2 separate regions of the Homo sapiens genome follow, and region 2 is linked to region 1. Evidence: chromatin contacts called from ENCODE Hi-C or POLR2A ChIA-PET data. All regions are on one chromosome and are shown on one strand. Each heading gives the region's core, a stretch centred on a gene start or an enhancer-like site at or near the end of the contact. The rest is flanking DNA. Distances are from core to core; before and after follow the strand shown.

Region 1 (6,104 bases), core at 2,499-4,998:
CCCCCAGATCCATTCCCAGGTAGCAACGACCCCTCCCCTGCCCCCACCACTTTCTCTGGAATGTTCAAGTGGAAACATCAAACCAACTGGTTTTTCTGCTTGCCTTCATCAGCCACCTGATCAGGGCTGGGGCCCAGGACTCTGAGTAAATATCTCAAGGCTGCTTCTGCCCCTAGATGTGGGGATCTTGGGCCAGGCTGAGATTACCTGGTGGAGGGTGGGGTGTATGGCAGGGATCAATTTGAAAGCACCTTTGAGGCCAGGCACAGTGGCTCATGCCTGTAATCCCAGCACTTTGGGAGGTCGAGGCAGGAGGATCACCTGAGGTCAGGAGTTTGAGATCAGCCTGCCCAACACGGTGAAACTCAGTCTCTACTAAAAATACAAAAATTAGCCGGGCATGGTGGCGCATACATGTAATCCCAGCTACTTGGGAGTCTGCAAAAGAGAATCGCTTGAACCCGGGAGGTAGAGGTTGCAGTGAGCTGAGATTGTCCCACTATACTCCAGCATAGGCAACAGAGAGACTCTCTCAAAACAAACAAACAAAAAAAAGCACCTTTGAAATACTATTGTTCTGAATCTTCAACCCCCACGCCCTTCACCCACCAACTCTAGAAAAACACCCACCAACTCTAGAAAAACACCCACCAACTCTAGAAAAACACTCTCCAAGGACCCCTCCCAGGCCTGGGACCAGCCCCCATACAGGGCTCAGATGTCCTCATCACTCCCCTAATTACTATGCGGGAAACATGATCACACCACCTGGTGTGCTTAGAGTCCTCGGTGACCTCAGCCCTCCTCAGATTGGAACCAAACACCTCAGGGTCCCATTAAGCAGGAGATGGAGCTTTACAGAGTTAGGACACATCCTCAGCTTGGCCAGCATGGTGAAATCCTGTCTCTGCCAAAAACAGAAAAAAATCAGCCAGGTGTGGTGATGCGCGCCTGTAGTCCCAGCTACTCGGGAGACTGAGGCATGAGAACTGCTTGAACCCGGGAGGCAGAGGTTGCAGTGAGCCAGGTTCCAGCCTCCATGACAGAGCCAGACCCTGTCTCAAAAAAAAAAAAAAATTAATGGCCAGGCGCAGTGGCTCACACCTGTAATCCCAGCATTTTGGGAGGCCGAGGCGGGCAGATCACCTGAGGTCGGGAGTTTGAACCAGCCTGACCAACGTGGAGAAACCCCGTCTCTACTAAAAATACAAAATTAGCCGGCGTAGTGGCGCATGCCTGTAATCCCAGCTACTCGGGAGGCTGAGGCAGGAGAGTCGCTTGAACCCAGTAGGTAGAGGTTGCGGTGAGCCAAGATCGCACCATTGCACTCCAGCCTGGGCAACAAGAGCAAAACTCCGTCTCAAAATATAATAGTAATAATTAATTAATTAATTATTTTTTTAAAAAAAAAGTTAGGACTCATCCTGTAGGTCCTGGACCGCCCTAAGGAGGTGGGGGAGGGGTCAGTGTAAGACTAGCTGGCCCAGGTGTCATATCCGGGAGGGCCACTAACCCAGCCACCCGCAGGACTTCCACATAAGCATTTACCAGTGCCCTGAAGCTCTTGATGACTATTACCACTTTGCACCAGATGAACAAGACATAGCTCCCGCTGTGGACACACAGGGAGGGCTGCCTCTATAATACTACACAGTAGCCTCTGAGAAATGCTTCCAGAACATTCCATGAAAGAGATTAGTTTTAACTCAGAAAGTCTGCGAAGGCTTGAGGAGGAGGCAGCAGTTATACAATGCCTTAAAAGGCCTATAGCTGAGGCCAGGCATGGTGGAGCACACCTGTAATTCCAGCTACTCAGGGGGCTGAGGCAGGAGGATCAGTTGAGTCTGGGAGTTCCAGACCAGCCTGAAACTGTCCCCTTGCTATGCCTAGAACATAGTAAGACTCTATCTCTACAAAACAGAAAAAAATTAGCCAGACATGGTGGTGCACATCTGTGGTCCCAGCTACTCGGGAGGGTGAGGCAGGAAGATTGCCTGGGCCCAGGGGGAAGAGGTTGCAGTGAGCCGTGATTGTGCCACTGCAGTCCAGCCTGGGTGACGCAGTGAAACCCTGTCTCAGAAAAAATAAAATAAAAGCCATATACCTGAGACAGGAAGGTCGCTTGAGGCCAGGAGCTGGAGACCAGCTTGGGCAAGGTAGCAAGACCCCTTCTCTAAAAAAAATTTTGTTGGGCCAGGTGTGGTGGCTCATGCCTGTAATCTCAGCACTTTGAGCCCAGGAGTTCGAGACCAGCCTGGGCAACATAGCAAGCCCCCGCTTCTATTTTTTAAAAAAAAAATTTTTTTTTTGAGATGGAGTCTCGCTCTGTCACTGAGGCTGGAATGCAGTGGCAAGATCTCGGCTCACTGCAACCTCCATCTCCCAAGTTCACACGATTCTCCTGCCTCAGCCTCCCCAGTAGCTGGGATTACAGGGCCGTGCCACCACCCACGGCAATTTTTTTTTTTTTTAAACGGAGTCTGTCTCCGTCCGGTAGGCTGGTGTGCAGTGGCATGATTTCCGCCCATTGCAACCTCCGCCTCCTGAGTTCAAGCGACTCTCCTGCCTTAGCCTCCCGAGTAGCTGGGATTACAGGCACCCGCCACCACGCCCAGCTAATTTTTGTATTTTTAGTAAAGACGGGGTTCCACCATATTGGCCAGGGTGGTCTCCAACTCCTGGCCTCAGGTGATCTGCCCACCTCAGCCTCCCAAAGTGCCGGGATTACAGGCGTGAGCCACCGCACCCGGCCTAAAAAAAAAAATTGTAACCATGATTCAGTAAAAAAAAAAAAAAAAAAAAAAATGTTAAAATTAGTCTGCGCCTGTAGTCCCAGATTCTCGGGAGGCAAAGGCGGGAGGATCGCTTGAGCCCAGGAGGTCGAGGCTGCAGTGAGCTACGGTCGCGTCACTGCACTCCGGCCTGGGCGAGGGTAAGACCCCCACCAAAAAAAAGTATAGGACTCGGGCAACTGGCTATCTGGAAGACAGACAGCACCCCAGCAGGAGGTGGGGTGTGGAGAAGACCTTGAAAGGCAGGGTGCCTGATAGGGGAGTATGAGAATGGGGAGTATGGGCAGAAAAGCAGGTGGGATCAGACTGGGGGAGCCTTCCCCAAACGTAAAAGGGACGAAGGGGCTTGGGGAAGAGCTCTAGAGTGCCCCCGAGCTCCTTCTAGATCGACGACTCCAGGATGGGTGGGTGTCCGTGCTCCGCCCAACCTGCCCGGGCCCCCGGCAGTGGAGCACGGCGCCACCACACTGGCACTCCGCCGCCCAGAGCCACCCTGGCGCCGCTCGCCCCCGCCGGCGGCACAGAAACGATGGCAGCCACCCAGGTCAGTGAGCGATGGCAGGTGCGGGGCGGGAACCGAGCCCTAAGCTGCAACCAGAACCGAGCACGCACAGAGCGGCGCAGACCGAATTCCCAGATTCTACGCACCGCGGCGCTTCGCGAGGGGAGGGGCAAGCACCGCGGGTTGCCCAGCCTAGGGCGAGGCCAGGTGCGGCGCTCAGGGCGACCCGCGCAAAGCCTGCGGGGATTACGTAATGGCGTAAGGGGCGGGGATGGAGGCGGGGCCGGACTGTTCTCGGGGATACGTAAGGAAACGGGACCAAGGGCGGAGAATCCCGCGATGGGGGCGGGGAGAGGGCGGGGCTCAAGTCGGAACTGGGCGGGGCGGCTGAAGACGGAAATGGGCGGGGCTGCGAGCTAGGGCGGGAGAAGGAGCGCGGGGAGGACGTACCTTGTGAGATGCGAGCCGGCCAACAGCTTGCAAGCATGCTCCGCTGGACCCGAGCCTGGAGGCTCCCGCGTGAGGGACTCGGCCCCCACGGCCCTAGCTTCGCGAGGGTGCCTGTCGCACCCAGCAGCAGCAGCGGCGGCCGAGGGGGCGCCGAGCCGAGGTCAGTCAAGGGCACCGGGCGGGAGGCCATCCTCTGTCCTCCTTTTCCTGCCGGGCCCCGACGGCCCCATCTCCTCCCTTTGGGCCTGTCACCTCCCAGGCCTCTCCCCCAAAGCTCTTTCCCCCTACCCCTTTCCCCGTCTCCGCCGGCTCAGACTCTGACCTCGATCCTTCCCCTGCCAGGCCGCTTCCGCTTTCCTACAGGCTTCTGGACGGGGAGGCAGCCCTCCCGGCCGTCGTCTTTTTGCACGGGCTCTTCGGCAGCAAAACTAACTTCAACTCCATCGCCAAGATCTTGGCCCAGCAGACAGGCCGTAGGGTGAGCTTTCGAGTGGGCGGGGCTCCTTTGGGGCTGGGCGGGAGTGGGCGGGGCCTGAGAGGAGGCGGGGCAGGGGGGGTCCCGCTTCTCACGCTCACTTCCAGATCCCTCACTCTGAGTATGGACCCTGAACGGCAACCCCATTTATTCCCTCACGTTGCCATCTTCATTAATTCATGTTGTAGATCTCCATCGGGGCTGGCCCATGCCTAGGCGCCTGCACCCTTTCCATGAAGGGGCCTGCTTGTTCACTAGGGATGACCGGGAGCTCACCACCTCTTATGGCAGCCCATTCTTCTGTGCTCCTACTGTTGGAAATTCCTGGAGTCTCCTTCCTGGCATTCTCCGAGATTGCCACCCAGCCAGGCCAGCCCTTCAGAGACGTGGTCACAACCCTGGGGCCTGCTCTTCTCTGGCAGAGTGGCCCCAGGTTCTTCATCTGGGCCTCCTAGGTCTGGAAACTGGGCCCTTCCCCTCCACAGGGTGTATCCCCAGGCTCTCCACACCTTTGACCTGCTGTCCCTACAAGCCTTTGGCTGTCTACCCCCAGAATGGGGATATCAACGCAGCCCCGTCTCACCCCACTCCCCAGGTGCTGACGGTGGATGCTCGTAACCACGGTGACAGCCCCCACAGCCCAGACATGAGCTACGAGATCATGAGCCAGGACCTGCAGGACCTTCTGCCCCAGCTGGGCCTGGTGCCCTGCGTCGTCGTTGGCCACAGCATGGGAGGAAAGACAGCCATGCTGCTGGCACTACAGAGGGTGAGCCGCCCATGTCTGGGGCCTCCTCCCATTCAGTATATACCCTGAGGGCCCTGCAGGCAACCTGGGACTCACATGATCGTTGGATGACCAAGTTCAGGCTCCAGGAGCCATGCCTGAGACTCCCTATGTCTGCCTAAGACTGGTCCCAGTTCGGTTCTCTCCCACAGCCAGAGCTGGTGGAACGTCTCATTGCTGTAGATATCAGCCCAGTGGAAAGCACAGGTGTCTCCCACTTTGCAACCTATGTGGCAGCCATGAGGGCCATCAACATCGCAGATGAGCTGCCCCGCTCCCGTGCCCGAAAACTGGCGGATGAACAGCTCAGTTCTGTCATCCAGGTGATACACCCAAGGTGCCCCGGATGGTATTGTAGACCAGGACCTGTCAAGGGAAGAGTGGCACCCCCAGACCGCACAAGGAACCTCCCCCAACTGCTGCACCCCCACAGGACATGGCCGTGCGGCAGCACCTGCTCACTAACCTGGTAGAGGTAGACGGGCGCTTCGTGTGGAGGGTGAACTTGGATGCCCTGACCCAGCACCTAGACAAGATCTTGGCTTTCCCACAGAGGCAGGAGTCCTACCTCGGGCCAACACTCTTTCTCCTTGGTGGAAACTCCCAGTTCGTGCAGTAAGCTAGCCTGGGTAGTAGGAGGGGCATGCTTTACTCGCCCAGGCCCCAGCCTGGGGACCCTACCAGGGGAGGCCTTGGGTGTGGAAGGGGGGTGGCTGAGAGGCCAGAAATACCACCGGGCATATGGGCTCACACAGCTCTCTCCATTTCTCCCCGTTCTGCTTCCACGTGTCTCTTTCACTCCTCCTCATCCCACTTTCACCCGTTTTTGATGGCCGTCGCTGCGATGCACAGTCCCAGCCACCACCCTGAGATTATGCGGCTCTTCCCTCGGGCCCAGATGCAGACGGTGCCGAACGCTGGCCACTGGATCCACGCTGACCGCCCACAGGACTTCATAGCTGCCATCCGAGGCTTCCTGGTCTAAGAGTTGCTGGCAAGAAGATGGCCGGGCGTGGTGGCTCATGCCTGTAATTCCAGCACTTTGGGAGGCTAAGGCGGGAGGATGACTTGAGGCCAGGAGTTGGAGACCAGCCTGGC
Region 2 (6,104 bases), core at 2,441-4,940, 120 kb before region 1:
TCACTGCAACCTCCACTTCCCGGTTTCGGGCGATTCTCCTGCTTCAGCCTCCTGAGTAGCTGGGATTACAGGCGCCTGCCACCACACCTGGCTAGTTTTTGTATTTTTAATAGAGATGGAGTTTCACCATGTTGGTCAGGCTGGTCTCGAACTCCTGACCTTAGATGATCCACCCGCCTCAGCCTCCCAAAGTGCTGGGATTACAGGCGTGAGCCACTGCGCCTGGCCAGGAACCCCACTTTTACTGTAGAGGTGAAGCTGCTGGACCACCTTGAGTCAGATCCCCATCTCAAGGCCTCAGCTCCCCACAGGTGCAAGGATGAACTCTGTCCACTTTGAAGGACTCCCTTCTGAGAAGGGAACATTAGAAGGTGTTTCATATTGTATTTGGGTTCCTTTCCATTGGATATTTTTTTTTAAGAAACAGGATCTCACTCTGTTGTCCACGCTGGAGTGCAGTGGTGTCATCATAGCTCACTGCAGCCTTGACCTCCCACACTTAAACAACCCTCCCATCTCAGCCTTCCAAAAAGCTGAGACCACACAAGTGCATGCCACCATGCCTGGCTAATTTTTTTTTTTTTTTTTTTAAGAAATGGAGTCTTCTTATTATGCCTGGGCTGGTCTTGAACTCATAGGCTCAAGCAATCCTCCCCCCATTAGCCTCCCAAGTAGCTGGAGCTATAGGTGCATCTCACTAAGTCCAGCTAATTTTTTTTTTTTTTTTTTTTTTTGTAGAGGCGGGGTCTTGCTATGTTATCCAGGCTGGTTTCGAACTCCTGGCCTCAAGCAATCCTCCTGCCTCAGCCTCCCAAAGTGCTGGGATTGCAGGCATGAGCCACTATACCTGGCCTCCATTGGATTTAAATGATTATTTACAATACTCCAGACTGAAGGAGGTTTCATGGCTATTATTACCATGTTACGATCCCCCACCCCAATCCTGTGGGCTTTGAACCCAGGTCACTTGTCTTCTTCCAAGTAGCTGGGCTTTGCCTCTGTACCAGTTGTCCCCTGGCATCAGGAGGGCTGCTGGGGCAAAGGACAATGCCATTAGGGGCAGGGAGGCGTGAGAGACATGGGGCAGGGGTCACATAATTCACGACAGACCTAATGAGAAGGGTGAAGGAGAGAGATCCAGAAAGACTTCCAGATTTCCAGCCGGACATGGTGGCTCACACCTGTAATCCCAGCACTCTGGGAGGCCGAAGCAGACGGATCACCTGAGGTCAAGATTTCGAGACCAGCCTGGTCAACCTGGTGAAACCCCATCTCTACTAAAAATACAAAAATTAGCTGGGCATGATGGTGCATGCCTGTAATCCCAGCTACTCGGGAGGCTGAGGCAGGAGAATTGCTTGAACCCAGGAGGCGGAGGTTGCAGTTTGCCCAGATCGTGCCACTGCACTCCAGCCTGGGTAACAGAGTGAGACTCCATCTCAAAAAAAAAAAAAAAGAATTCCAGATTTCTGATCTGGGTGGTGAGTTGGACAACGGTGTCTCCCATTCACTGAGATGAAGCTGCAGGACTGGGGTGAGGTGGGGGAAAGCTGTTCTTGAGTCCTGGAGACCCTTCATCAGAGCTGGAAAGCCCCCAGCCCTTGAGTGACACCAATCCACCCACCTGGACCCCCCATCCCCGTGTCCACAGGCCCCACCATCTGAGATTGGCTGCAAGACCCCCCACTCACGGGCTGGATTTGCAGAGCTTGGGACGTGGAGGGTGGAGCTATGCTGAGACCAAAGGGTCCAGCAGGGAGAAGAATTAGGGTAGAGCTAGGAAATAGGACCTCCCAGGTTATGGTGCTGAGACCAGGGAGGAGGGAAACCTATGATATCCCACATGATCCCACAAGATCATTTCTATAGGAGAGGAAACGGGCTCAGAGTGGTGAAGTGATTTGCCCAAATTCACACAGCTAGAGGGTAAAACAGCCAAGATGCAAATCTTTTTTTTTTTTTTTTTTTTTTTTTTTCTGAGACAGGGTTTTGCTCTTGTTGCCCAGGGTTGCCCAGGCTGGAGTGCAATGGTGGGATCTCGGCTCACCGCAACCTCCGCCTCCCAGGTTCAAGCGATTCTCCTGCCTCAGCCTCTTGAGTAGCTGGGATTACAGGCATGCACCACCACGCGTGGCTAATTTTGTATTTTTAGTAGAGACAAGGTTTCTTCATGTTAGTCAGGCTGGTCTGGAACTCCTGACCTCAGGTGATCTGCCCGCCTCGGCCTCCCAAAGTGCTGGGATTACAGGTGTGAGCCACAGCTCCCGGTCCCAAGATGCAAATCTAATGGTGTCTGTCTTTCTCAACTGCCCCCTGTTATATGATCTTGGCTGACTGCAGCCTTGGCCTCCCAGGCTCAATCTATACTCCCACCTCGGCCTCCTAAGTGTGACTGAGTTGTGACCCCGACCACAAGCATGTGTATGTTTAAAAGAGATGAATGGGCCAGGTGCGGTGGCTCACACCTGTAATCCCAGAACTTTGGGAGGCCGAGGTGGGTGGATTACGAGGTCAGGAGTTTGAGACCAGCCTGGCCAATGCGGTGAAACCCTGTCTCTACTAAAGATACAAAAAATTAGCTGGGCGTGGTGGCGCACGCCTGTAATCCCAGCTACTTGGAAGGCTGAGGCAGGAGAATTGCTTGAACCTGGAGGTGGAAGTTGCAGTGAGCCGAGATCGCACCATTACACTGCAGCCTGCGCGACAGGGCAAGACTGCATCTGAAAAAAAAAAAAAGAGAGAGAGATGAATGAGCCAGGCGCAGTGGCTTATGTCTGTAATCCCAGCACTTTGGGGAGCTGAGGCGGGCAGATCACAAGGTCAGGAGATCGAGACCATCCTGGCTAACAGGGTCTCTACTAAAAATACAAAAAAAAAAAAAAATTAGCCAGGGATGATGGCACGTGCCTGTAGTCCCAGCTACTTGGGAGGCTGAGGCAGAAGAACTGCTTGAACCCAGGAGGCAGAGGTTGCAGTGAGCCGAGATCGCACCACTGCACTCCAGCCTGGGCAACAGAGCGAGACTCTGTCTCAAAAAAAAGAAAAAATGAATGGGAAAAACAATGATTCACCCATAGGAGTGACCCTCAATAGAGAAAATGCTGCCAGGTGCGGTGGCTCACACCTATAATCCCAGCACCTCAGGAAGCTGAGGTAGGAGGATCATGTGAGGCCAAGAGTTGGAGACCCGCCTGGGCAACGTAGTGAGACACCATCTCTACAAAATACAAAAATTAGTCAGGCGTGGTGGTGCACACCTATAGTCCCGGCTACTTGGAGGCTGAGGGGGGAGGATTGCTTGAGACCGGGAGTTGGAGGCTGCAACGAGCTGAGCCGGCACCACTGCGCTCCAGGCTGGGCGACAGAGCGAGACCCTGTCTCTAAATAAAGAAAAGAAAAGAAAATGTCAGCACTGTAGTTTGGAGTGGGGCTTCTGGGAGATGTCAGATTATTCTGGAAGGCAGGCAGCCACCTCGTTCCACTGGATGGGACAGGCAGGGCTTGGGCCCGGCAGCTCTGAGGTGGCTCTGTGAAGGGCCTGGTGTGTGGTCCCCACCCCACTTACCCCCAGCCCCCACTCACCAGCACTGAGAGCCTCGTAACCTGCAACAGGATCCCCAAAAGGCTGGATCTGACTGGAGGAAGGGCCTCCATGTCTGGCCTCCCCCACCTACTCCAGCTGGGAGAAGCAGGGTGACCTCACAGATGCCACAGGGTGGGGACCAAGTTACCATGGGGACCCGGTTGCCGCCAGTGACCCACTGCCTTTACCTGGCTCCTGCCGCTCCACTGCTTCCTCTGAAACCTCAGTCCACGTCTGAGCCCAACACGGCCAAGGAGGTCTTAGAGCAAAGCTTCCTTCGGGTCGGATTTCCCCAGATCTTGGAACAGGAATCAAGTGCCGCCTAGGAACGGGGTTCATGCCTGGATTCCCAATGCTTTGGGAGGCCAAGGTAGGAGGATCGCTTGAGGCCAGGAGTTTGAGACCAGCATGGGCAACATAGCAAGACCCTGTCTTACAAAAAAACAAAAAAAGAAAAAAATTAACCAGCCTTGGTCATGCACACCTGTAGTCCCAACTACTCAGGAGTCTAAAGTGGGAGAATCGCTTGAGCCCAGGAGATAGAAGTTGCAGTGAGCCAGGATCACTCAAGCCTGGGTGACAGAGCAAGACCCTATCTCTAAACAAAGAAAAAAAATTGAAGGGTGATGAGTTTATTTGGGGAGTGGGCCCTGCAAGCATCCATAGGAAGTCAGAAAGTGAGGCAAGGGGCCAGGCACAGTGGCTCACACCTGTAATCCCAGCACTTTGGAAGGCCGAGGCAGGCAGATCACGAGGTCAGGAGTTTGAGACCTGTTGGGAACAGGCCCCCAAAATCTGGCCATAAACTGGCCCCAAAACTGGCCATAAACAAAATCTCTGCAGCACTGTGACATGTTCGTGATGGCCATGACACCCACGGTGGAAGGTTGTGGGTTTACCGGAATGAGGGCAAGGAACACCTGGCCCACCCAGGGCGGAAAACTGCTTAAAGGCGTTCTTAAACCACAAACAAGAGCATGAGTGATCTGTGCCTTAAGGACATGCTCCTGCTGCAGATAACTAGCCAAACACATCCCTTTATTTGGGCCCAATCCCTTTGTTTCCCATAAGGGATACTTCTATGGGAATCTAATCTAATCTATAGTTAATCTAATATCTATAGAAACAATGCTAATGACTGGCTTGCTGTTAATAAATACGTGGGTAAATCTCCGTTTGAGGCTCTCAGCTCTGAAGGCTGTGAGACCCCCTGATTTCCCACTTCACACCTCTTTATTTCTCTGTGTGTGTGTGTGTGTGTGTGTGTGTGTGTGTGTGTGTTTAATTCCTCTAGTGCTGCTGGGTTAGGGTCTCCCCAGCCAAGCTGGTCTCAGCAGAGACCAGCCTGACCAACATGGTGAAACCCCGTCTCTACTAAAAATACAAAAAAAAAAAAAAATTGGCCTGGCATGGTGGCGTGCACCTATAATCTCAGCTGCTCAGGAGGCTGAGGCAGGAGAATTGCTTGAACCCAGAAGGCAGAGGTTGCAGTGAGCTGAGATCATGCCACTGTACTCCAGCCTGGGCAAGAGAGTGAGACTCTGTGATAAAAAGAGGGAAGGGGAGGGGAGGGGAGGGGAGGGGGAGAGAGAGAGAGAGAGAAAGAAAGAAAGAAGAAAGAAAGAAAAAGAAAGAAAGAGAAAGAAAAAGAAGGAAAGAAAGAAAGAGAAAGAAAAGAAAGAAAAAGAGAGAAAGAAAAAGAAAGAAAGAAAGAAAAAGGAAGGAAGGAAAGAAAAGAAAGAGAAAGAAAAGAAAGAGAGGCAAGGACAGATGAGTTCATGAGCAGGGTTTGAGTTCAGACAACCGGGGCTGATCCCCAAAATCCCCTGGAAAATGGTGCAGAACGCACCTCAGAGTCACCCCACCCAAGGAGCATGAATACTGGGGTATTTATCTTCCATGACCTGTCTGCTTCCTGTTGGACATTAACTCCCGCTGAACCTCCAATCTTACCAGCACAAACACCAGAGAAAGCCCTCCAGCAGATGGTCGGGTGGGGGTCTTGCAGCAGGCGGCTCAAGCAGTGTGCATGGAAACTAAGGCAGAGGACTCTGGGGTAGGGACAGCAAAAAGGAATCCAGAACAAATAAACCCCTAGACATGTGATGATGGGAGCCTTGACCAGGGCTGAGGCCCTGGAAATGGAGACAACAGATGCCAGAAATCTGTAGCAGGTACAACAGATAGAATTGGAGGATGTCAAGACCCACGATGATCTGAGACGTTGCCCAATTTCATGCTAACAAGTTAGCCAACCAGAGCTCCACAGCTGCCACAGGAAGACATGAGACTCCCAGGTCAGAGATCAAAGACAATGTTACTCATGGCAATAGCAGTGAACTAGGTTATAAGCATTTTCCATTCATTCCTTGAGCTCCAAATCCCACAGGGTGATATGACAAGGGCCAGATGATGCCTGGCAGTATCTGAGGTGGGTGTGTTACAGGAGAGGTGGCTTGAGTTTAGGGAACCCAAATCTTTTCTTTTCTTTTTTTTTTTTTTTTTTTTTTTTTGAGATGGA

What was found. Hi-C counts contacts between places; a loop is a spot of excess contacts on that map. ChIA-PET counts read pairs that join two places held with the same protein, here RNA polymerase II (POLR2A). Pooled maps may share reads with other maps.
Region 2: a loop to region 1 is called in a map of mammary epithelial cell, with 5 times the contacts of the local background. The contact joins the promoter of TMEM270 here to the promoter of ABHD11 in region 1. A Hi-C loop is called at or near these places in 59 of 168 maps with a recorded cell type or tissue (B cell, CD14-positive monocyte, CD4-positive, alpha-beta T cell and 40 more), 37 of 37 single-sample maps with no recorded cell type and 43 of 50 pooled maps. POLR2A ChIA-PET finds 5 or more read pairs at or near these places in 25 of 52 experiments (A549, AG04450, B cell and 20 more).

The regions. Positions count from the first base shown.
Region 1 is chr7:73,736,446-73,742,549 of GRCh38, reverse strand. ABHD11 (abhydrolase domain containing 11) reads left to right here and starts at 3,748. Exons shown (of 6, transcript NM_148912.4): 1 at 3,748-3,904; 2 at 4,087-4,222; 3 at 4,815-4,988; 4 at 5,159-5,329; 5 at 5,440-5,621; 6 at 5,859-6,104. The coding sequence starts at 3,780. The coding sequence ends at 5,991. RefSeq lists enhancers at 1-32, 1-411, 2,635-3,291, 3,292-3,949 and a silencer at 3,628-3,727.
Region 2 is chr7:73,858,745-73,864,848 of GRCh38, reverse strand. It overlaps TMEM270 (transmembrane protein 270), which reads right to left and starts at 3,690. Exons shown (of 3, transcript NM_182504.4): 1 at 3,583-3,690. The coding sequence starts at 3,654.